Linked DNA regions of Mus musculus: regions 1, 2, 3 and 5 are each linked to region 4. Evidence: chromatin loops called from intact Hi-C (ENCODE). Cell type or tissue: left cerebral cortex. All regions are shown on one strand. Region 1 overlaps AI597479 (expressed sequence AI597479). Region 2 has its middle 33 kb from the start of Fhl2. Region 3 overlaps Fhl2 (four and a half LIM domains 2). Region 4 has its middle 3.3 kb from the start of Gm29040. Region 5 has its middle 37 kb from the start of Gm39633.

Region 1 (5,000 bases), 150 kb before region 4:
GTGCAGATATTTTAATCACTGATGAGAAAGTATCCAGACCATGGAGACACTTGGTGACTGTAGTAAGGCTTTGCTTTGTTGTTTGTGGACTATGCTGTGAGAGTCTTGGGACTGTCTTATAGTTTCTCTTGTAAAATAATAATGGATTGTGATCACATGGTAAGGATAGCACTACTAATAAGCTGCTCTTGTTTATTATGGAGCTAGTTAATACTTTTATTAGTCATCTTCTATTTCTTTGATAAAACACCAAGATCAAGGCAGTTTGTAGACAGAAGGGTTTATTTGGGCTTATGAGGGGGTCTTTCCCTTAATCCAGAGCGAAGAGTCCATCTGGCATGCATTCGTGGCAGCCAGCAGTAGACAGTTGTGAGCTCCCATCTTGAACTACAAGCAGGAAATAGAGAACAAACTGGAAATGGCAGAAGTCTTTGAACTCTCCTCACCCTCCCCCATTGAAGTGCTCCTCTAGAAATGCCACAGATCCTAAACTGCCCAAACAGCGCCACCTGCTGGGGACCAAGCATTCACACCCCCAAGACCACGGGGACATCTCATTATAAATGATAATGAAATCTCTTACAAATAAGTACTTTGTACTTTAAAGCATAGAGAATTGGTTTTTTGGGCCTGGGAGTCTTCCCTCCAGTTATTTCCTTTACCACAGTCTGTTCACTAAACCTTGTTGCTTATTGGCCTGCCAGCCTGTGTGGTGCTCTATAAGAGAACATCTCTCTGCTTTCAGGAGTAGTGCTGTAGATGGATTAAGGAAAAGGCCCCTCATTGTGTTCGATGGGAGCTCAACCAGCACAAGCATCAAAGTGAAAAGGACGGAGAACGGAGCAGACGACCGGCTCAAGCCTCTTGCCCAGATAGGCTCCACCAGTGATGCCTTCTGGAAATCACCAAATTCCTCGTCGAGGATTTCACCCCTAGTGTTGTTTTCCAATTTGCCTGTGAACCATAAAATGGAGCACAATAATAATGACACTCAACAGAACCATGACTTAATGAATAGGAAAAGTCCTTCGGGTCCAGTGAAGTCACCACCTCTGTCCCCTGTTGGAACTACTCCTGTGAAATTAAAGCGGGCTGCTCCTAAGGAAGAGGCAGAGGCCACAGTAAGTGTGGGGGTGGCTTCAACATTGAGCATGGCACTGAGCATCCACCCTGTAGCCCTGGGTCAACTGGCTGTGCTTGTTTCCTGGGGTGGATAGGGTGCTAAAATCAGGCCTATTTCCTTTAGTATGTTGTGATCTGAAAACAGTAGAGAGTTTAAAATTTGGCCCCATGTCAAACTATAGTGAAATTTTGATAGTTAAGCTGACACCTTTCCTTACTATACTGATACAAAAGATTACCCTGAGACCAGTCCCTGCAGCACGCAAGGCTTAGTGGTCCCACCTGCACGGAGCTCACTGAGGATGCTGCCTCACCTGCCCAGGCTCTCAGCCTCCCCAGTCTACCCCAGTAGGTACTCCTACCTGACTCTTCAGAGTGCATCCCTGGCCAAGCTGTTCCTATAGTTCAGGGTGGGCGGACACTGCTGGAGAAGAGAGCACATGTGCTCCTACCTGACTCTACAGACCACAGTGCCCACTTGCTGCCCTGGAACTCTGCAGTGTCTGGGGTTTTTATCCTGTAGCTTATATATTTGAATCCTGGAATTTAAAAATCTACAATGATTATTGTTTTTGAAAGTTCACTAAATTTCTTTCTATGTAAAATGAATGCAGAGAGGAAGATTTCATAAAATTGTTCTCTTTCCACCTTGGAATCAAAAAGGTGAATACTCCTTTGTTGGTGAGGTCCAGAGTGCTACTGTCTAGGGCAGCACGTTTATAAAGTAGTATTTGGGCCTAGGCCCTAAGTCTGTTTGTACTCACCTTTAACCTACCTTAGAATCTACTCTTCCCTAAACAGCAAATAACTTAACTTGGGAAGGATAGAGGAGTTGTAAGGGGCGTCTCTTACACATGTGTGTTGTGCTGTGTTGAAGCATCTGGATACTTGGAGTTTACACGTCACAGCTGCATGACTTTCTCAGCTAAGTGGCCAGCCTGTACTTCTATTACAGAGAATATGCTGGACCCCAATCTGCTTACATACTGATTTTAACCATTTTTGTGAGATAGAGGAAAATGTGGGATGAAAAGAGAATAATCCAAGGCTGGACAGATAGCTCAGAGGTTAAGAGCACTCACTGGCTGCTCTTCCAGAGGTCCTGAGTTCAGTTCCCAGCAACCTCATGGTGGCTCACAACCATCTGTACTTAGATCAAATGCCCTCTTCTGGTGTGTCTTAAGACAGTGACAATGTACTCACATACATTACATAAATACATGCATGCATACATACATACATACATACATACATAAAGAAAGAAATCTTTTTAAAAACTAATTTTTAAAAAAAGTAAAAAGAATAATCCACATCTGAAATACTACAATGAGGAGTGAGCCTTTGAGGCATATGTATTTACACAGCCATGACCTTTGTATATAAGTGTAGATACATATAGATAGGTATTACCTTAGAAATGTAAATATTTAGTCAACATGTTTCATGAAGTTTAAACTATGACATCAGGGAGGGAGGTGGGCTAGGATCTTCAAGAGAGGCCTAGTCCCTCTACTTTCTGTAGTTTCTGGTTCTGCTGTTTGTGGGACAAGGTTCAGAAGGGGTGTGTGTGTGTGTGTGTGTGTGTGTGTGTGTGTGTGTGTAAATGATCTTGGTGTAGAACATTTGAGAACCACAGAATAGACAAGTGGGAGCCAAAAGACTTACTTATTTACTAATTGGAGCATCATTCCCACCAGAGGGCAGCAGTGCTCTTGCTCTGGTGGGCCTGTAGCCAGCCTTGGCTTGGTAAGTGCTCCTTTGAGTGTCTGAGGCATCTGCTGTTAGAAACTGTTTCTGTTCCTGTCTTCCAGAATCACCTGAAGCCTCCAGAGGTGAAGAGGAAGATACAGCATGTTACATGGCCGTGAAAGCAAGCCTCCAAAGTATAAACAGAGCTGCAGCCGCAGTTTTCAGATGAGTCCTGTACAGTATCTATGGAGGTCCTGAATACTGTGGGACTTTCTTGAGGTTTAAAATAGGTTTGGAAAAACAAGTCTTTCCCTTCTCTCCTTCCCTCTATTCCTTCTTCCCTTCCTTACAATGTCTTGACTTTCATGTCCCAATTAGGGAAGAATTTCTTTTTAAAATAGAGCTTTGTACACATCCTCTAAAAATTCTTTTCCTAAGCAGAAGCATAAAGCAGTTCACAGTATTGTGGTAAATATTGCCACCTGCATCTTGAAGGGTTCGCCAAGAAAAGTGTGTTGATGGTGTTGATGGAAAAGCTTTCTGCTCTTTAGTTACGTGTGCCATTTTGTCCCATGGAAAGCAAAAGGGAAGTCAGGGCTTGCCATTCCTCCTTCTCAGTGGCGTAAGCTGCTGTGTCTTTAGAATGTTCCTGGCTTACAGGGACCCTGCCTACTCTTTTCTTATGTGGCTTGTATGAGCTTTATCTTTTTAAAATGAGACTGATTTCAAAGTCTTCAGGCTGGGTGATCATGTTAAAGGCAGTACTCTGTGTCGGAAAGTTTGGGAATGATGGTCCTAGAATTCTAGACATAAGAAAATCCAGAACGTGTGACAGTCGTGGTGGGGTGCTTATCAGTATGCTGTGGAGTAGGCAGTTGTCATTATCAGGACGCTGGAGTTGGAATTCACTGTAGAATGCAGTAGGAAGTGGACTCTGTTGAAGAGGTTCATGTGCTTCCTGCAGGGCTTCCTGCAGGGCTGTCCCATGCAGGGCTAAGTGATGCTCTTTTTATTTTTGTGCAAGTAGCATTATCCACTTGTATAATGCAAGAATGTGAGAAAATACTGTTTGCTTTACATTCGTGACGTCTAGCGTCTGCTCCTTCCTTTTGTTTCTTACTAAGAAACATTTTAAGCAAAAGATACTTCATAGATTTTTCCATATATAATCTTCACATTGTTGGTTTGCCTCGTTAGTATGCCTTAGTGTCATCTCCTTTCTTTGGTTTGTTAAAACCACCATTTTAGCTCACTTATCAGAACAGCCTTACAGAGATAATTCACCCTTGCAGGCCAGCGCTGTGCTTAGACACCAACCCTGTAGGTTTCTGCTTTTTTTTTCCAGACTAAATTTGTACACATAAGACAAAATTTATGATATTAAATATTGCATGAATTGTTGATGCTACAGTAAGGTTTTAAATACATTGTTACCTACGGGGTTGATAAGTTAATATTGTTGAACTGTGCTCCTATATGTAATCGTCAAGGTACATTTTAAAAGTGCAGCTTTTAGAGTACAACAACACATTGTATTTTATATTCAGTTGACCTCTCTGCTTCCACTGGCGTTTCTCTTTTTAAGGAGAGAGTTAGCCATTTGACGGTTTTAAGTCAGTGGGAACTTATTTTTAGTTACTTGGTGAAATTAAATTTTAATTTGTATATTTAACGTACAGAGTAGGTTGGTAATAACAGCTGAACTGTGTAACATTGTTGCTTCAAATTGAAGTTTATACTATGAACACTCAGCATCTACGCTCACATAGCAGCATATTGTTGAGCTGTCTTGAGTTTGAGAAGTGAAGACGCATTGACCCATGCACTGTGTATTACGTAGTGCCTCCGTCACGGAGCGCCATGCCTCCTGAAGGGATCATGGAATTGGCTTCCTCCATGCGATGAAGCATCGTCTGCTGGGCATCTGGAGCAGCAGCATTGGGAGGGTTGTTCTGAAGTAGTGTTTCAGTTTGGGCTAGAAGGACTTGATGAGAGTGGTGAACAAGTCTGGAGTAAGTTTCCTTAATAGTGTATAGGGTTAGTATTGTTGCTTTTGATTCTGTATTCCAGTGAGGCAAGATATTCTTATTCCTGGGTTGGGCAAATAGATGGCATTAGAGGCAGTGGGAAGCTCTTGAGTTACAAAAGGCACCACATCCACCATCTGCAAGTCAGCCTCCTTTTTTTCC
Region 2 (5,000 bases), 67 kb before region 4:
TCCATGTGGCAGAGGATGGCCTTGATGGACATCAGTAGGAGGAGCAGTCCTTGGTCCTCTGGGGGTTCAATGCCCCAGTGTAGGGGAATGCCAGGGCAGGAAGGTGGGAGTGGGTGGATGGGTGGGGGCACACCCTCATAGAGGGTGGGGTTGGGGGGGGGAGTCCCGGAGGGGAGACCTGGAGAGGTGACAACATTTAAATGTAAATTTAAAAAAATCCAATAAAAGAAAAAAAAAAAGAAAAAAACCAAAGGGAACTAGAAACCCTAAGAATATAATTTTATCTCTTATTTTGGTGCCAAAAAGAGACTTAAAATCAGTACCAGGGTCACTTTATGCCAAGTACTAAGTATTTTGAGATGAAGAGAAAGGTGTCTACACTCTGGGCTTGGAAATTGAGGGAAAGTACAGAGTGTTCTAGAATTTTGGAGGGAAGGTTCTAGAAGTACTAAGTAGAATGACAAAATCTACAAGTTCAAAACTTGCTTAACAACAGGTTGGATCTGGACAATCAGAGGACCCTATCAGGGGAGATTGCATAGCTCTTAGTAGACATTCTATCTTATATTTTCTTAAGGCTAGCAAGGGCACGCCTAACTTGATAATAGAAGGTTTGCCCAGCAAGACCCTGGATTCCATCCCTAGCTTTTCCGTGCTTGGAAAACATTTATTTCATTATTGATTTTTGTGTGTGTTTGTGTGTGTGTGCGTATATGTGTCATTATGTATCTCTTTACACACACGTGTATGTGTATGTGTACATGTACATGCTGATCTACAGAGGCCAGAAGAGGCCAGAGAGGTCCCTAAAGGTGGATTATAGATAGTTGTGAGTTGACTTCTGGGATCCAGTTAAGATCAGCCAGCACTCTTAACCACTAGGCCAGCTCTCCAGTCCCCTAGTCTTTTTTAACATTAGAAAAAGTTCCTAAAATGTAATGATCTGAACTGATTAGTCCTCCACTCAATGAAAACCAAAGGCTTTTGTAAAATAGGCTGAATCCTACTGTGTATTTGACTTAATCATGAAACATTTGAATATCAGCCTAGTAATAACACAGAATCCAATTTACATTCCCAGAGAAAGAAGAACACAACAACAAATCTGTAAACTGTACCTGTGAGGTAAAATCATATGAGCCTAAAACTTGGGTTTTATGTTTGAGCTTCAGAATTATAAACAAACAAACCTGGGTTGAGGTTTTTTTTTTTTTTAATTATGGTAAAATTCATCACATAGAGTCTGGCAAGGGATCCTTCTATAAACTATATCATTGCCATCTGTGTCATTTTATCAATATTGAGAATGTTATGCAATCTGCCAGAGCATCATTCAGTCCAGTACAGCTTAACTGCAAGAAATAGTAAAATCTGCACATAGTCCCATTAAAGTACACAGTAGCTCTGGACTTTCAAACTATCAGCCCTAGCATGTAAGTCATCTTGTATAAACATGCTTTCCCAGAGTAATCAGACACATCAGTAATTGGCCTGTCCACCCAGGCCTTCCGGAAATACTGGGATGGGGAGGGGAGGGGGGCTCAAGTACCTTGCTGTTTGACCCTATCTTGTGTTTATGTTAGAATTTTTCTTCTTCCTTTGCTTTCTCTTTAAAAGCTCTTCTGGCTTTCAGTTCTGTTTCCCACCAAGAGAGGTCAAGGTGAGGAGGCACCCTGGCTCTTCTCAGCATCCAAGTGGCTGTTTGGGGAGCTGGGGTCCTGAGGTCCCAGTGCCTGCCTGGGTCTAAGACACTCCCTTTGTGCTGAGCACAAAGCCATCTGAGCCCAGTTGGCATTTATGTATGGCCTGAATGTGCACTGGAATTGACTGGCATGAAGAAACAAAGAAACAAAGACCAAACAAACAAACAAAGTAAATGAGATCCTTACCTGTGATGTTAGAGGTCAGAGCCCTTCCTTCTGCCCAGCAACCAGACCAGTGGGGATGAGGGCCAGCACTGTGCAGGCAGGCCCTGGGCTTCATTGGGTTGCTTTAATGTTGTGGGACTTTTGTCAGCAGAGTTATAAATAAGGCATGTCCACTGGCCCAGCCCAGTAGATAAGAGTCCAACCCTGGCTCCTGCAAGCCTTTTTTGGTCTCTAAATGCAGAAAGTCATAGGCTCCAGTTGGGAAGGGGCTGCTATGCACGTCCCCATTTGGCCTGCCTGTTTCAAGGACACCCTCCCAGGACCTCACATGTATTCCAGTAATATAAGAGTAACTGCAAGAGGGAGGCTGCTTGGTCCAGAACTTCTCAGTGTATACCCCAGGGCTGTATGCCTCATTGGAGGCTGCAGACAGCTGGCACAAGAGTGGGAGGCACTTCTCTGGGGATACATGAGCACGTCCAAGGGCTCAGAAGGGAGAGCCTGGTGTTTGACGCTCCCTGTTGGAAACAGTTTACTGACCTTCCTTCCCCAGCTTACACGGACAAGGGCATCTGCCTACGTGAGTATTCTAGAAAGCCCAAAAGGATTTGTGGGATATAGCACCAGGCACATGTTTGGCTGTGGACTGGAATTCATTTCCAGAAAGGCATGCCTTCTCTCTTATCCCTACTCATGAGTGACTAGTGATTCTGTGTGGGACTGAAATGGAGGGTTTATTGGAGTCTTTGACAGAGCCATGTGCCAGAAGACTACTCCAGAGCCTCCTTAAGTTTCCAATGTCTGAGTAGATGGTCATGGCATCTCATGCCCCTGCCTCCATCCTATCCCTAGGCTGTGTGTTTGGCACTAGCTACTGAGTTCTCACAGTAGATTGGCTTGGGTCAGTTCATCCCACTGCAGGGGTATGGACAGATAGTAGGCGAGGACAGTTCTGTAGATTCTTTTTCATTAGGAAGTGTGGCCTTGTTGGAGCAGATGTGGACTTGTTGGAGGTGTGTCATTGGGAGTGAGCTTTGTGGTTTCAAAAGCCCACACCAGACCCAGACTCTCCCCTCTCCCCCTCTCTCTCCCCCCTCATCTCTCCCTTTCTCTTTCTCTCTCTCTCATCCTCTCTCCCTCTCCCCCCCTCTCTCCCCCTCTTTCCCATTCTCTCCCTTTCTCCCCCTCTCTCCCTGTCTCTCTCTTCCTCTCTCCCTCTCTCCCTCTCTCCTTCTCTCCCCCTCTCTCCCCCTCTCTCTCCCTCTCTTTCTCTCTCCTCCTCTCTGCCCTTCTCTCTCTCTCTCCCTCTCTCCCCTCTCTCTTTCTCCCTCTTTCTCCTCCTCTCTGCCCTTCTCTCCCTATCTCTTCCCCTCTCTCCCCCTCTCTCTCTTTCTTCCTCTCTCCCTCTCTCTCCCTCTCTCTCTTTCCCTCTCTTTCCTATCCTCCCCCCCCCCCCTTTTGGATCAGGATTAGGATTTAAAGCTCTCAGCGACTGCTCTAGCACCATGCCTGTTTGCTTCCTGCCATGATGCTAACAGACTAATCCTGCTTTCTGCTGTCATGCTCCCCACCATAATGATTATGGAATAAACCTCAGAAACTGTAAGCAAGCTCCCAATTAAATTCTTTCTTCTATATGAGTTACCTTGGTCTTGGGGTCTCTTCATAGCCATAGAACAGTGACAAAGACACCTCTTCCCTTTGCACAGATCATCCCAGCAGAGCTGGTTAATGTTTTATACCCTCAAATGGGAGGAGGGGTAAAGTTTCCTTTCAAGTGTCCAGCTGCTCCCTGCCAACTGGTGACTCTGCTCCTGGCCTGGAAGAGGACTAGAGGGATATAGAGGCTAGGGAAGGTTAGGAGGCAGGGTTTTCCATCTATCCCTGTTGGGAAAAGCTTTCAAGAAGGGCAGGAGTTGTCTTGGATCAGCTCTAAGTAACTTTACCTTCTGCGTCTGTGGATTCAACTGTGGGTTGTGGAAATCTTGGATCCAGATGAAAAATACTACCCACCAAGTTGCATCTCTGGAATCCATTTTTTTATCCCTATGATCTAAGGTATAGAATGGGTTCTCAAAGTGTTTCTGTCAGATGGCTGTCATGAAGAATGGCCTGGGATAATTCTAAACAGTGGTGGCTCAAGCCACCACTGGAGCTGAAGCCTCAACCCCCTAGACTGTCTTTCTGAATGGGGTTGACAAAGTCCTTGGGTTGACCAGCCTTTCCTGCCTCTGGTGTCATTGACTGATCCATGGGCCTCAGAGTTAGTCTCTCAGCTCCTGCCACCCCCTGGCTCTTACTGCTCACTCTACTCTGAAGCAGACTACCAAGATTATAATTCATCTTTCCCAAAGTGTGTTATAGAAATTATAACCACTTTCCTTTCCCCTAAATGCAGCCATAAAACTTAAAAGTACCACACTAATTCTTCCCGGGGTTTTTTCCCCTGGAGGGAAGAAAAACTGTACAGAGGACTCAGCAAGAGCCTGGACATCCAGGCCTGGCTGGATTTCCCCACTCTACTTCCATTTCCCTCACACCTCTGCTTGATCACATTTCTACCTGTCCTTCATAGATCTATATACAAACATTAGTAGCCTCCTAGTTTCCAGTCTACAATCTCCTGTGTCATATGGAACTGGGATCAAATGCATTTATGTGCTTTGCTCTTGCTAATATGTCTGTTGTGTTGGGTATGGTAGACAAGAGAAAGATTAGCTCTCATACAATGCAGGGACTTCCAGTGTGAGATTAGCTTCTAGGGGATGGTGGGGGAGGTTTCTAAAAGAAGGCAGAGAGACTGTAGGATAGAAAAACCAAGCAGGGGGTGGGGAACCAAAAAACAGGTTTCTGGCTTCTCTTGGATGGAACGGGACAAAGGAGAAGGAATTCATAAGAAGGGACCTTCTGAAAGGATCTGTGAATTTTGAGGGCTCAAGTCCAGTGGAGGAGAACTGGGTATCTCCTCACCCTTTTGGAATTCTTAGCTGAGTTCTCCTGTAGTCAGGGACAGATTTGCAAGAGACTAACAAGCAGAGCCCAGTAGCACCCACCATGAGATACTGCAATTAGAAAAAGGTCTGAAGAAGAAACCGGGCTGGATTTGTCTGCTCAGATCCCAGACCCGCAGAT
Region 3 (5,000 bases), 120 kb before region 4:
TCTCTCTCTCTCTCTCTCTCTCTCTCTCTCTCTCTCTCGTGTGTGTGTGTACACATGCATGTGCATGTGCACACGTGTGCTCATGTGTTTGTGTGAGAGTGTGTGTGTAGGCCATGCATATGTGTAGAGCCCAGAGGCCAACTTCAGGTTTCATCCCTCAGGAATTGCATCATCTTTTTTCTCTCACTAGGACTTTAGGCTCAATCATCTGTCAAGGTTGGCTGTGATCTTCCAGATTCTGTATCACGCATCTTCATCTGTACACGAAGACACATTCACTGGCAGATGTTATAGTCAGCACTGAAGAGCCCATGTTCCTCACACAGCAGACACTTAGAAACACCCAGGGAGAACGGGTACCCTCTCCACCTCCAGCCCGTTCTTCTTTCAGGACGTAACTGCTTCTGGGACTTGTATTTTTTCTTCCCCTTGGTAAAAATGGTTATTGTATCTGAGTTGGGGCAGAAACAAACAGAAACAAAGGGTGACAGCCTCTTTCCAACAAAATCGCCATGAAGCACTCACGTGGCCCTGCCGCATGGGGGCGCACTACACATCTGTGGAAAGGAATTACTGTGGCTGCGACTGGAGCCTGATATACACTTGATTCCAATGGCCAATCAATGCTCCTCGTTTCTGTGAGCTGTGCCTTTGAGGGTGGTCACAGAACAACGTGGGACTCCCTGTGTGAGGAAGACTGCTAGCCACAGGACCACATGTGGCTAAAGCATCAATGAGTCAGTGCAGAGGGAGAGGAGGGGCATCGGTCAACATCCGCTTTGTCAGATGAGTGTGAACTCTGCAGTCGCACTTCTTTAAAGCCCTTTCTAACCTCCCATTTGTTCTGACAGGGGGATTTCACGGTTTACACACCCCTGTGAGGTGCTGAGAAACGGGCGTTTTCTGACTGAGCCATTTTCCAGCCCTAACTTCTATAGCTTTTACATGTAAAGAAATGATGGTGATGGTGATGGTGATGGTGATGATGATAAGTGATACCTCTAGTTCCTACTACTTGGAAGACTGAAGTGGTGGGATCAATTGAGCTTTCTTACTGCCCCTCCCCCATCTTGTAACTGGCTGGCCTAGAACTCAGAGATCTGCTCTGTCTCCAGCTATAGAGTGCTGAGATTAAAGGTGTGTCCCATCGCACCTGAGACCGAATAGGATTCTTAAAGAAAAATAATCCTTTTAAATGGCGTTATGTTGCTCGCATTTATCAGTGGAGTGAACTGAATTTTGTCTAGACTTCTCTTTAAAGTTTAACATATTTGATAGCTTTACTTAAAAGTTCTTTGATTAACAAACTTCAAATTCTTAAGTAGTTCCAAAACTGAGTTAAAATTATAGGTATTGTGATAATTAAATATTATTAGTGCTAAAATAGCTAATACATTAAGAAATTTCAACTAAACCGCAAGCATGGATCATTCTCTCAACATATACTTTACAACTCAGAATCTCAAGGTTAACTCATGTTTTTAAAATCTCATACACACTTTAGTAGTTACTTAATATTTCTGTGGTCCCGAGGTATGCAAACTACTGATACAGCAATTGTTATTGTGATCTACAAACATGTTACATGACATTTATGGCTGTCCTGGGACATACAAATCCTGTGGGCCACAGAGTGGATACACCTGGTGATTCTAAAGTTTCTTAATATGTCTGCTTCCCCTTGATTCTAAACCTCCCTCTGATTAAAGGATTTCAAAGAGGCTGTCTTGACACTTTAAACTATTTAGTTATCTTGCATAGAAATCTGGTTGTGCCATCCAGGCTGGCCTGGAATGCACTGTCTTCCTGCCTCAGCTTCCCAACTTCCGGGGTTCAGGACTGCATTAACATACAAATTGCCTTGTAAGCTATTTGAGTTCACGGCCTATACCCAGTTTGTCCACTAGAGGGCGCCTGATGACCTTGCTTGGACCACTGTCTGCACAGGCTCCATCAGCCTCCTCCACATGAGTGGTTCAGAGCCCATATTGCCCAAAGTTACATTTCCCCAAACTCCATCTACTCACACTTTCCTCTGTCCTCAATCAGCTTGCTGGACCCCTGCATCTAAGTGATCTGCTTACCGCTGCTTCCAACCTGCCTGGTCCTATTTGCACGCCCATGGCTGGATACTCTCTGTGGGCTTTGTGTACTTATCCGGGAGCTACACAAAGCCATCATGTCAAGCAGTAGGTACATGTGTGAGTATGACACACTGAAAGCTACCTGGCTCTGAACCTACCACCTGTGCTAGTACCGTGTTCTAAATCATACCACCCTCTAAACTGCTAGGCATCAGAATCCTAGGTCAGGTTCTCTGAGATGTTCTAACGTCCATTTTTACATCATGTGTATGATAAGACTTGCTTCTCAAATCCCATATTTACATATGTGTATTTGTGTGCATTTTTTCAGTGATGGTAATCAAACCCACACAGTGGGCATGGAGCTACAGCAGTCCTCCCTATACTTTTATTAACTCACTTGACTGGCCTCTAAGTCACAGAGATCTGCCTGCCTCTATGTCTGGCATACTGAGACTAAAGGTGTACCCCGCCATACCTGGTCTATCACTCACTTTTTTTGTTTTGTTTTGTTTTGGTTTGGTTTTTTGGTTTTTCGAGACAGGGTTTCTCTGTATAGTTCTGGCTGTCCTGGAACTCACTCTGTAGACCAGGCTGGCCTCAAACTCTGCCTCTCAAGTGCTGGGATTAAAGGCATGCACTACCACGCCCCGATATCACTCACTTTTTACAAATAAGAGATTCCTTTGTCCTATATAAAGTCAAGATGAGAGGAGAGACAGGGAGAGACAGAGAAACAGAGAGAGACATAGACAGACAGAGAGACACAGAGAGAGAGAGACAGAGAGAGACAGGGGGGGACTCATCTTCTTCAGGTAAAAAAAGAGACATAGTATCATTGCGTATAGTTCTTAACCCAGTTGTGGTTCTGTCCTTTTTTGATGTCTGTCTATCTAGGACATAACGTCATGAGGTCAGGCAGAGGGTGAAGCTAAGCAACATGCAACTCCTGGCCCATCCTGGCACACCAGAGCACAAATCATAGTTGTTGAAATAACCGAGTGTAAATTCAGCAAGCAGAGCAGATCAAGAAAGCACGTGTACTGGGAGAAGCGAGCGAGGCAGGGGAAGAGACGCATTTCCAGGGAATTGCTGGCATTCCTTTTCTGGCTAGTTCTCTCTAGCCACAAGCTGCTGTATATCTTTGGCCAACCAACCGCAGATCAAGAGTCCCCAAAGAAAATAATTATATCCACTAGAGAACGTATACAGACGTCTGTCATTACACCACACAGCATAACAGTGTTCATACACCACTTGCAGATTATTTTAAATATTTGTGGAAATGTTTTATATAAGAAGGAGGCATTCTGCATAGGGTGCTTGAGAACCTGTGGGTGTTGGTAGCTGAACCCAATTCCTGAGATATCAAAGGCTGACCGAACAGGAATTCCACTTCTCTTAATGATACACCTCACTCCTCTCCCACCCCCCACCTTTTGAGGGGTAGGGGTTGAGACAGGCCTTGGATGTCCTGGAACTTGCTCTGTAGACCAAACTCTGCCTGCTTCTGCCTACCAAGTGCTGGGATCAAAGGCGTGCGACATCCTCTCCCAGTCACACCCCTGCATCTGAGATCGATTAACATATCCTGTGTTCAGGGCCCAGCACTGAAGTATCAACACCAGTGTCTGTCTCTGGACAACTGAGAGTCCCACCCCACAGTCCATCGCTGACCTGGCTCAGTGCCACATGCGAATGATAAAGGCATGCGTTCTGACCTGGCATGATGGTTTTCTTGCATTCCTGGCACTTGGACGAGTATTCATTGGAATAGCAGTCGGTGCACAGCAGCTGTTCCTCCTTGGCAGCAAAGGGCTTGTCCACCAGCGAGCTTCCACACCGGGAGCAATGGAAGCAGCCTTCATGCCAGTGCCGATCCTTGTAGGACAAGTCCTAGAGAGGCAGACACACAAATCGTCAGAGGCGGGACAGGAGAGGTGACACTACTGTCTGACTCAGAGCACAGGGGCCTTGGTGCACTACATTGCTGGAGTGGGTGGGTAAGAGAGGGAGGGGGAGGGCGAGGAAGGACGGCAGATTTGCCTGTGGACAAGCCTGTGCTGTATTTTCTTGATTGGTGATTGATATGGGAGAGACCAACTTACTATGGGCTGGTGGTCCTGTGTGCTATTTAAAAAGCAGGCTAAGCAAGCCACGCGGAAGTGACAAGCCAGCAATCAGCTCTTCTCCTCTGCCTCTGTATCTGTTACTGCCTCCCTGTTCCTGCTCTGACCTCCTTTAGTGATGGAGTGTGGGCTGAGAGTTGTAAGCTGAAACAAGCCTCTCCTTTGGATGTCTCTTTTGGTCTTGCTGTTTTCTCACAGCATGAGAAACCCTAACTTAGACACTGAACTAGGAGGCCTTGTTTCTGAGAGGTTCACGTTCCTCTGAACCCAGTTCTCTCCATGTCAGTGGGTTGGTCCTTTGAAGAGATGGATCAGAGACATGGCTGACACACATGCTGGACTCCCGTAAGTCTAAGTATGATGAGAGTAGGCAGTGAGAGAGCAGAAACCTAAACCTGTCTTTTGAAGGTTAAATACTGAAAGTAATTTTAGAAGAAAAAAAAATTTGGTGGGGAGATCATATGTACTTCGTTGTATATTTTGATAAGTGAAATGCAATATAATCTGCTTTAATTTGAGACCACCTGTCGGTGTGTTAAGTCACTACAAACTGCTAAGCTCATGCAATGTGTACATTATCATTATATGATATGTCATATACATATATTGGTATCATTTGGGATTAGGTATAACCTGGACTCTTTCCATACATATTCCCCATTTTTAAACTTAAACCCCTTATGGGGCCCAAGTAGCAGACAAAATAAAACAAACAGAAAATAAACGGCAGATATTTGCACGGTGAATGATGGTAATTAGGACCATGTTGTAAGCTCACGATACTGCA
Region 4 (5,000 bases):
TGAAATCCTTGCAAGAGCAATAGGATAAGAGAGAGAGAAAAGATAAAGTAGGCAAAGAAAGAGTCAAATTCTCCCTGTATGCAGATGTTGGTTCTCTACTGTATGACCCTCCAAGGCCCACCAAAAAGCTCTTTCACTCACACACCTTTATCAGTGTAGCAAGATAAAGCTCAACACATGGGAGGAGGCAGCTTAGAAGCTTTTCTATATACCGCTAACAAGTGTTCCAAGAAATAAGTCAGGAAAAACCATTATTCACAATAGTTTGAAAAAGAAAACCCTGAGAGTTAACTTATCCAGGAAAGAAACTGAAGAAGATACTAGAAGATGAAATGACTTACCATACTGATGAGCTAACAGACTTGTCATTGTGAATTGTCATTATTTTGCAAGCAAAATAACCTACGGATTTGATGTGATCCTCTTCAAAATTCCAATGACATTCTTCACAGAACTAAAACAAAAACAAAAAACTAGATTATGCATGAAAGCATAAAAGACCCGGACAGCCAAAGCAATTCTAAATGGAAGGAGCTGCATAATACCTGATCTCCAGTTGCCCTGTAGAGCCATAGTAGCGAGTACTGTATAAACTTGCATAAAAAAAAAGCACATAGACCAATCAAATAGAGGAAACAAATAACTCCCTCAGATGCAACCAAACAAGTTGTAACAGAACTGTTAAAAACACACACTGGGGGAGAGAGCCAGGTCCTGGCGTAGGGAGACTAAACCCATATCTCCCTACCCTTCATAAAAATCAACTCAAAATGCACCAAACCTTGGAACCTCTATAAGAGAATACTCCAAGACACAGACACAGGCAAGGGCTTTCTGAAAAGGACCAAGAATTGACTCACAATATAGTTAAGCACCCTTTGACCAATAAAGAAACCAACCACTCAAGTGAAGAAATGGTAAAGAACGTGGAAAATCCCTGCCAACAACATATGAGATGAGGGATTAACATCTAACATTCATACAACTGCAAAAACTCAATGCTCGAAGCCCCAGATCACCCAAATGAATAAACAGGCTAACAAGCTGAGCAGACAGTTATCAGTGGATAATACCTGGAAACTGTTCAGAACCTTTAGTAGCCAGAGAAATACAAATTAAAACTGCTTTGAGATTCCATCTCATCCCAGTCAGAGGGAACCATAAAAAACAAACACAAAAGAAATGGTAGGAGATGCTGCTGCTGGCAATGTAGATATGTCACTATGAAGGTCATGTGTAGTCACTATAGAGGTCATATGCAGTCACTATGAAGGTCATGTGTAGTCACTATAGAGGTCATGTGCAGTCACTATGGAGGTCATGTCATGTGCAGTCACTATGGAGCTCATGTGCAGTCACTATGGAGGTCATTTGCATTTCCTCAAAGTACTAGAACACTAATGCTTTGGTACACCCAATCACAGACTCCAAGGAACATACCCAAAGCATTGGAAGTCAGCATCTCACACAGCGCTTGTACATCTGTGCTTATTGCGGCATTATTCACATAGCCATGAAATAGAACCAGTCTTGATGTCCATCAAAGGATGAATGAATTCAGAAAATGTAGTTCATATATACGATGGATGGCTTTTAGCTGTAAAGAAAAATGAAGCCAGAACACTGGCAAGAAAATAGCCAGAGTGAGAAAGACAAGTAATGTGTCGCATTTTCTTTCGTATATGGAATATAGATGTGTGTGTGTGTGAAACAGGGACAAACGGACAGACAGAGAGATAGAGGCAAAGACAGAGAGAGGACACACCAAGGGAAGACGTCTTTGGGAGGAGAATGAAGGAGAAAATAGAGGGTAGTGGAATTTGTGAAACGCAATAGAAAGACTGTGAAAGGAGGGTTCCTAGCAGCGTGATGTGAGGAGGACAAGGGAAGACCGTTCAATAGAGGAACAACTGAGAACTAAGTACCCTGAAGTCCAGGATTTTGCATGGTGGCCTAAAATGTTATTAAACCCACACCTCTTAGAGCTATTAGGAACTGATGGATGCTGGGGGCCAGGAATTATTTTTCTCCAGTAGTGTAGCCACGGTAAACTGCTCATCTTTCTACAAATGACTCTTCACTCATTCCCTGAAACCACTCATGATTAAACTTGTTTGGGAAGGACCCCCAGATGGAATAGAGAGTGACCGGAAGTAGCCAAATTACATCACTGCATGAAATTATTGAGAACAGACAGAAAACATTGTTTAAAAACAATTTTAAAAATTGCTGAAAAAGAAAATACTAAAATACTGCCCAAACCAATAAGTATAAATAATTAAGAGTCTAAATTATTTCCCTAAAATTATTACAAATAGTGAACATACCATTGAAACATCAGTTTGGAAACTATGCATGCTCACACACTATAGAAATGATAGGCCAATAGATCATATCATTGTTTTAAATTTAAAAACCTGGCCATTTGCAGTATGGATTCTATCACAGCTATCCTTACATTCATTCAGCTGTCTGTGGATAAATCAGGCCCCAGCTAACCAGATCATGCCTTTAGATTGCCTGGGACAGATTACAACAAGGTACTCCTTTCACTGTGCTATATTCTAGCACGAAAGGGCATTCCTCAAAATATATTGGGCTGATGGGAACAGAAAAGGAAAATGCTGCTATAGAAAGCCAGTGGTGAGTCTGGGATTTTTTAAAGCACCAAAGAAAAGCCAACCCCACCCCCTTGTGGACATAAAGGTCATTACACTTTTTCTGTGCACGAGGTGCAGCCAGCCATCTTTGGACAATGAACAAGCATAAGTTCCTCATTATTCCGAGTATCCCTTTGCCTTGCCTTCCTCCTTATTCCCACAGACACACCCCTGCGTCCAGCTGCAAAAGCAGGCTTTCTCCCAGCCAGTCCAGGCTCTCCCCTGCCTCTTTTCTGTTGTGCATGCCTGGGTGACTTGTCAGCTGACCAAGCAGGTTAATAACCTGCAGTTGAAGGACTGTAGACTCCGGGTATGGGAGAAACCTTGAAAGTCTTTAGTAGCACTCTAACATCTCTCTAGCTTGAGAGAAAAGGGCTACATGGACTTTGAGGGTATCAGCTGGAGCCCCAAGCCCTTGGCATAGGTTTTCTTGGTCTCTATTACATCTCAATTTCCTCGGTCCCAGGTTCTGACAATTTTCTGCTTAGTGTTTGCTCTCAGAATCTCAGCACCACACATAAGGGAAGAATCACTTCCACTTGTTAATGCCTCACCTTAAATGGCTTTTTCATTATATACGGGGAAATATTACCATTTATTATCATATATAAGATTCATATACATATATGGTATATATGTAGTACATACACATATATGTTCTTTCTGAGTATGCATATTTTAATATAAAATGACAACAATAGAGAGTGTTATCATAGGAGATGAGCTAAAAGGAAAACTGCCAGCACAGTGAGCAGGAAGCAGCCTTCAGCCGTTCTGCAGACCACCAACTCCCAGCTGGTCAGTGACCCCAGGAGATACTTCATGATGCTACTTCATCATATGAACAAACAAATAAAATCACAACACTGGTCTTGTTTCATCTTCAAGATCAATTCCATTCCTCTATCATGCAATGCCTCGGTTTTGTTTTTTTAGCTATTTTTGTTTGTTTGAGTTTGGCTTTTTGACACAAGGTCTCCCTATGCACCCTTGGCTGTCCAGGACTTAGACATGTAGACCAGGTTGGCCCCCTACTCATAGAGATCCTCCAGCCTGTGGTTAAAGACACACGCCCCTTTGCCCAGCCTATCTTTGGTTCTAATAACACCTTCTTTTTCTAAATAGTCTTTAACCATCAAATTAACTCAAAGTCTACTATAGAATGACCTAGTTAGTATTCGATGAGTAAAGGAATTTGGGGGTTCAGATGTCAGGGTTGAGATCAGCTTGTCAGAGGCTGGCAGAGTTCCAAGAAATTTTCCTAACTTGGCGTACCTAGTGTGCAGTACCAGGGGGCTGTGTTAACATACTCAGTGTGCTAAGTAAATGAACACTGAGGGAACCTAAGAACTGATGACACATGCTGTATATATGTGTGATAAGAACTGGGATCCTCCGGGGAGATCAGAGTCTGCAGCAAGCTTCATTCCCTGTCTCTCACTGTGTCCTGGGATCAGTTAATTAAAAATACACCTGTGTCCTTAAAGCCGCAATGTGGACTGGTGGGAACTGCCAAAGTCCTCCTCCTGAGATGTGATGTGACATCCTAGAGAGGGCAAAGGTCACGGACACTCACAGCCAGAGACTGCACTGAGAATGAAAATACCTGTAGCAAATCTCACAGGTATCCAAGATTGTGTTAGTATATTCAGTGTGCAGGTAGATTCCAGAGCCTTTGTTAACACACCCAGTGAGCAGGTCCAAAGGCTGTGTTAACACACCCAGTGTGCAGTACCAGGGGCTGTGTTAACACACCCAGTGTGCTAAGTAAATGAACACTGAGGGAACCTAAGGACTGGAGGGTGCTGGTGAGAGATGAAACCTTTCATATTTTCTCATTCTAGATGACCATTAGACCTAATTAGAAAATTAGGGCTTTAGAGGCCAGAGGCATAACTTGGTGATTCAGCATGTGTTTAGCCTGCACGAGGTCCTAGGTTCATCAATAAGTCCCATATTGAGAGATTTGGGCTTAATTGTTACAAAACTCTCCATTAAGTTACAAAACTTAAATGATCTAGTACAGAAAAATTTTAGAATCAGATTCTCTTCCCATTGGATGGTGGGAAACTGAGTCCCATAGATTCCAAAAGACTTGGACAAGCACAGTGGCAAGCCCTGATGGCAACAGGGACAATCTAACTTTCCCCTCGGGAGCACGGTAGCTGAAATACTCAAGTATGTCAGACGAGGTCTAGGGATGCCAGCCACACTCCAGGAAGAACTGTTTCGGAGGTTGGAAATTATCCAGTCGGGTCTGTCAAAGGCCTCCACTGTGTTGTGTCAAGGCAGATGGCGCCATGGAGAAAGCATGTGAATAAGGGAAGACAAATTTATCGA
Region 5 (5,000 bases), 350 kb before region 4:
GAGTACTTCATTCCTCAACCGGCTCGGCAAGTTACTGAAGTCACTTAAGGCTCTGATATTCCACGGTGACAGGAGACTCACTGGTGTGACCAGAATACAGATTAGCCTGCTCTTGCTTATTTTAGGAAACAGGGGGACTAGAGGAATCTGGAAGCTCACACAACAGGTCACTTGTACCATCGGTCACGGCTGACGGTGGCTTAGACTAGAGTAGTAACAGTTGAGGCTGAGACAGGGACAGATTGGCTTGATTGATCAAAGCAAACTGGATTGATTTGAAAGCCAATCTCAAAATCAAGCGGAAGGGATTCTTGATATATCTAAAGGTTGTTACCACGCCCTGTAAGTTGATGGAGCCTACCAGTAACTACCAGCGGGATAAATGATATAATGCATATTGTGATCACAGCCGAATTATAGTCTATTCCCGAGTGGAGGGAATACTGAGAGAATGGAGAAAACCAGGCCAATCAGAAAGAGTAGGATTTTTTTTTTAATTGAAGTTATCCGTCAGTGAACCTCAGAGTTAATGTTAGTTAACATCCACGAGCATTACCTGGAGGCTTTGTAAGGAAAGCTGTGGTCCTTCTCCCTCGAGTCTCTGAGGAGCACTACTTGCATGAGTAAGTGCTCTCAGGAGAGGCAAGCGTGGGCATCTGGAGCCCCAACACTTGGGAGACAAGAGGAGCATCGTGGGATTCCAAGACCAATCCAGGCCCTGTAAGGACCCGTCTTGAACAAATAAAAAGTATCCTCAGGACAGGAACCGCATGCTTCAATGTCTCTGACAGGTGATCCAGCTGTTGTAACCAAATCCATTCCCAGACAAGCAACATGAACACACAGACCAAGGCAAGGCCAGTGGGTGGAGATGGAAGAAAAAAACCCGTCACCACCAAAATTACTATGAAAACGTTGAATTTGGATTTGAGCTCCCATTGGTAATTCCCCATACTCCCATTAACAAGACAACAGTGCATTAACAGTGGCTGCTTAACCTAATTACCATGAAAATATTCAGTTGTTAGCTCAACCTACTGACCAGCTCTCCTCCTTGAACTGAGTTGAGATAGTGATTCATTGGAAGCCAAAAAGGCAGGGGAGGGGGCAGAGAAATGTCTTAGCAGGTAAGAGTACTGGCTGGTCTTCCAGAAGACCTGGGTTCTATTGTCCAAACATCCACATACAGACTAACAAACTACTAACTCCAGCTCTAGAGGATTTAATGGTCTCTACTGGTCTCCTTGGGCAAAGTGCACACCTGATTCACATACATACATGTATGTAGGCCAACATTTATACATGTAAAAAGAAATATTTAAAAAGAGACAATTAATATTCTTAGATAAATTCTTATTTAATGAATATGCACATGGCTGTATTTGACTTATAAGAGACATATGTGAAGGTGTCTCTAGACTATGGGATTATGAGTTATTTAAAAGCTTTCTTTCCCCTTTATATATGTTTAGAAGTTTATACATCTTGTTCATAATTATTATATAGTTTGAATTCATGAATGTAATTTTTTTTGTGACAGGATCTCATAAAGCCCAGGCTGGCCTCAGACTCAGTGTGTAGCCATAGATGACCTTAAATGTCTGGTCCTCCTGCTTCCACACTCTACATTCTGAGATTAAGGGTGTGCACCACCATTCCTGGCTTTATGCAGTGCTGTGGACTGAACCGAGGGCCCTTGGTTTGAATTCCTTAGAGTCACATAATTTGTTAAGCATTATAGAATATGATAGTTTGCCTCATCCTGAGATTCTGCATTCCATTCTGCCCATTATCTGAGTGGAACTGTGGTCCTAAAAAAAAAAAAAAAAAAAAAGCTAAGTTGAAAAATTCCAGAAGTAAACACTTCACACATTTAAAAATCCATTCCTCTGGGTGTGGCCTGATGAACTGGATGTCCACTGTGTTCTGGTTGGATGGAATCACTCGTAGGTTCAGCACACTCAAGTGGGCACAATACAATTCGTTTCTCAGTAGCCATGTTAGTCGTTAGGCTAACAACTAAACTGATATCACAGGGCTGGTATCCAAGTAACATTCATCTTATTTAACAGTGGCCCCAAGGTGCAAGAGTGAGTGTTGATGCTGGGAATTCAGATAGACAACACACAAGAATGGAGAGGAAGAGGGGAGGGGAGGGGAAGGAAAGAGAGAGATCAAGAGAGAGCGCGAATACATTTATGGGTCTTTAATTACAAAATATTATAATCGTTCTATCATATAATTAGGTTTTTTTTTAGTAAAAAACATATGTGGCTTGTTACCATCCATGCTCAGGTATGCACGGGGGTCTCAGAATGTATCTTCACAGATGGGGGAAATGCTACTGTGCACTGGCTTTTCTACGTGAGAAATGGTAGCATCCTAATTAGTACCCTTGTTTAACCACAAGATGGAGTAGTGTACAACAGAATAACCAACTGAATGCCCTAGCCCTGAGGATGGGATTTCAGCCTCCTCCTAGATTTAAGCGCAGTGATTCCTGATCAGCTATATGCATTATCTTTCCAAATCCTCCCACCTCAGAAACACTCATAAGTTCTCATTTATCCCTTTATGCTTACATTTGTAACTGTAATTATCTCACGATTAAATCCTAATGAAAGACTTGCAGCCAAACCTCTGGGCCACTCCTACTGATGGGCACTTGCCCATAAGTCTGGTTATTCACGCCTTCCATCTCAAACTGGTGCAGTCCCCAGAGCTAAACGACAGCCACTGGACATCAGTTATCATTTCCAAATTGTGTTTGATGGATGATCTGAATCGCTTATAAGCTCTCTAAATGCTAATGTACCAAAAAGCGGGATAGAGAAGAAACAGAGAAGGCATTTGATTCAAAGTAGATGAAGGCAAGTGCTGAGAGCCTAAGACTCCCCTTCAGAGCAGGGGAGGGGTGATGTTCATACAAGCCTGAGGGTCCAGGGAGAACCTCAGTTTCAATGCAGATCGCAGGGTTACAAGAGCAACTTCCTTCCTTCCTTCCTTCCTTCCTTCCTTCCTTCCTTTTTTCCTTTCTTTTTCTTTTTTGGTCAGTGGTGGTTTGAGACAGGGTTTCTCTGTGTAGTCTTAGCTGTCTTAGAACTCACTTTGTAGACCAGGCTGGCTTCGAACTCAGAGAGCCACCCACCTCTGCCTCCCAGGTGCTGGGATTAAAGGTCTGCGCCACCATGTCCAGCTCTGCCCCACTCTACACCCACTTACCCAGCCTGGTGCGGTGCCCCAGCTGCCAAGGTGGCTGCTTTTCTTCCTTCTTTCCCTTCTTCCTCTCTCCTTTCCTCTCTCTTATGTTCTTTTATATAAACAGGTGAATGGTTTATATTTTGCTTCTACTTTTTTAAATAAGTCTTTGTCTCTAACTCTTAAATTTCTATGATTGTTATGGTAAGAAATTTCAAAACCCTTCTAGCTATTTTGAAATGTACAATTCATTACTGTTTAAGTGTGATCGCCATATTGCACTAAATAACCCTAGGATTTAAGCCTATCTTAACTGTAACTTAGTGTCCCTCGGCCAACCTCCCCCAGCTCTTCCTCTCCCTCCTCCTTCAGCCTCTGAGCACTGCCAGTCTACGATCAACTTCTGAAGTCAGTGTTCTCCTTTGTCCTCATGAAGGAGGACAATGCGCAATGCTTGTCTTTCTGATGCTCACTCACTTCGCTTATTCTAATGCTCTCCGGGTCCATTTAGGCCAGAAGTTCTCAACCCGTGAGTCACAACCTTTGGAGGGATTAAAGGGCCCTTTCACAGAGGTTGCTTATCAGATATCCTGCATATCAAACATTTACATAAAATTCATAACTGTAGCAAAATTACAGCTATGAAGTAGCAACAAAAATAACTTTATGATTGGGGGGTCACCACAGCATGAGTAGCTGTATTAAAGGTTGAGAGCCTCTGGCTTAAGCATATTGCTTCTCTCCGAAGGATCCTGAGATCCTCAGAAGGATCGGCTGGAAGCACCCGTTTCTGGCAATGCTCAAACCTGAATGTAGATTGTGGTGGTTTGAATATGCTTGGCCATGAGAAGTGGCAAAAGTGGGAGGTGTGGCCCTATTGGAGGAAGTGTGACCCTTTTAGAGGAAGTGTGTCACTCTGGAGGCAGGGCTTTGTGGTCTCACATACATGCTCAAGTCTGGCCAGTGTGACAGACCCTCCTCCTGGCTGCCTGTGGAAGACAGTCTTCTCGTGGCTGCTTTCAAATCAAGATGTAAACTCTCATCTCCTCCAGAACCGCGTCTGCCTGCAGGCTGCCATGCTTTCCGCCATGATGATAAAAGGATGATATAACTCTGAAAATCTAAGTCAGCCCGGATTAAATATTTGCCTTTGTAAGAGTTGCCTTGGTCATGATGTCTCTTCACAGCAGTAAAACCCTAAGACATAAGCAGTAAATAGATTCTAGTAGTGACTCCACCATAGGAAGTCCTTACTGTCAGAGCAGAAAGGAGAAAAATTGAGCGATGTCACAGATAGGATAGTGAGTAGTAGTGGACTCTGCTCTTGGTGACCCAGAACTGTAGCATTAGGATTCAAAACAAGATTACTAAATGGAGAAGAAAAAAAAAAATTGTCCACGATCTTAGTTTTATCCCCAGCCAACAGCTGGCAAGTATTAGGGTTTTTCCTGCAGCTTGCTGGCAGGAAAGGGTGCTCTCTTAGTTGCCGTCAGAGCGCACACAATTTAAAAACCGATCTTCATTTATAGTCATCACCATCTTTCGGTAGCGCTATAAGCTTCATAATTATAATTTTAATGACCTCATAATATTCTATCCATCCAGCATATGTTCCATAATTTACTTAACTAGTTTCCATACCATTAGCCACATGCGCTTTTTTAAAAATAATACTGTAAATAATGAGCCACAAGCATATTCATACGGATGCATTTTCCACTTATCCTTAGGGTATGTCAACAAGATTCACCAAGAACAGAATTCAAGAGAAGTGGAAACTTTATAAAAATAAAAATAAATAA

Evidence for each region. Hi-C counts contacts between places; a loop is a spot of excess contacts. Peaks named below come from ENCODE experiments on the same cell type or tissue, not always from the same donor. Only the 100,000 strongest peaks of a DNase experiment are listed, where the experiment ranks them.
Region 1: a loop joins it to region 4, with 6 times the contacts of the local background. A loop is called at or near these places in 6 of 42 quality-filtered maps.
Region 2: it touches region 4 in a loop (2.1-fold over the local background); 6 of 42 quality-filtered maps call a loop at or near these places.
Region 3: a loop joins it to region 4, with 8 times the contacts of the local background. A loop is called at or near these places in 41 of 42 quality-filtered maps.
Region 5: a loop joins it to region 4, with 4 times the contacts of the local background. A loop is called at or near these places in 25 of 42 quality-filtered maps.

The regions. Positions count from the first base shown.
Region 1 is chr1:43,110,253-43,115,252 of GRCm38, forward strand. It overlaps AI597479 (expressed sequence AI597479), which reads left to right. Exons shown (of 4, transcript NM_133818.1): 3 at 746-1,121; 4 at 2,934-5,000. The coding sequence ends at 2,990. Among named protein-coding and RNA genes, the nearest start is that of AI597479, 14 kb to the left of the region's middle. In left cerebral cortex, CTCF peaks have their summits at 526 (motif pointing left) and 2,821 (motif pointing right); DNase peaks (open chromatin) are centred at 496 and 2,844.
Region 2 is chr1:43,194,762-43,199,761 of GRCm38, forward strand. It overlaps a transcript of Fhl2 not described here. Among named protein-coding and RNA genes, the nearest start is that of Fhl2, 33 kb to the left of the region's middle. In left cerebral cortex, no CTCF peak of the experiment used is centred here; DNase peaks (open chromatin) are centred at 2,423, 4,677 and 4,977; H3K27ac peaks cover 1,565 bases.
Region 3 is chr1:43,137,893-43,142,892 of GRCm38, forward strand. It overlaps Fhl2 (four and a half LIM domains 2), which reads right to left. Exons shown (of 6, transcript NM_010212.4): 3 at 3,806-3,980. Among named protein-coding and RNA genes, the nearest start is that of Fhl2, 24 kb to the right of the region's middle. In left cerebral cortex, CTCF peaks have their summits at 510 and 1,899 (motif pointing right); DNase peaks (open chromatin) are centred at 300, 1,910, 3,201, 3,954 and 1 more place; H3K27ac peaks cover 2,271 bases.
Region 4 is chr1:43,261,893-43,266,892 of GRCm38, forward strand. No RefSeq gene overlaps it. Among named protein-coding and RNA genes, the nearest start is that of Gm29040, 3.3 kb to the left of the region's middle. In left cerebral cortex, a CTCF peak has its summit at 2,690 (motif pointing left); a DNase peak (open chromatin) is centred at 2,684; H3K27ac peaks cover 353 bases.
Region 5 is chr1:42,912,808-42,917,807 of GRCm38, forward strand. No RefSeq gene overlaps it. Among named protein-coding and RNA genes, the nearest start is that of Gm39633, 37 kb to the right of the region's middle. In left cerebral cortex, a CTCF peak has its summit at 2,411 (motif pointing right); a DNase peak (open chromatin) is centred at 2,445.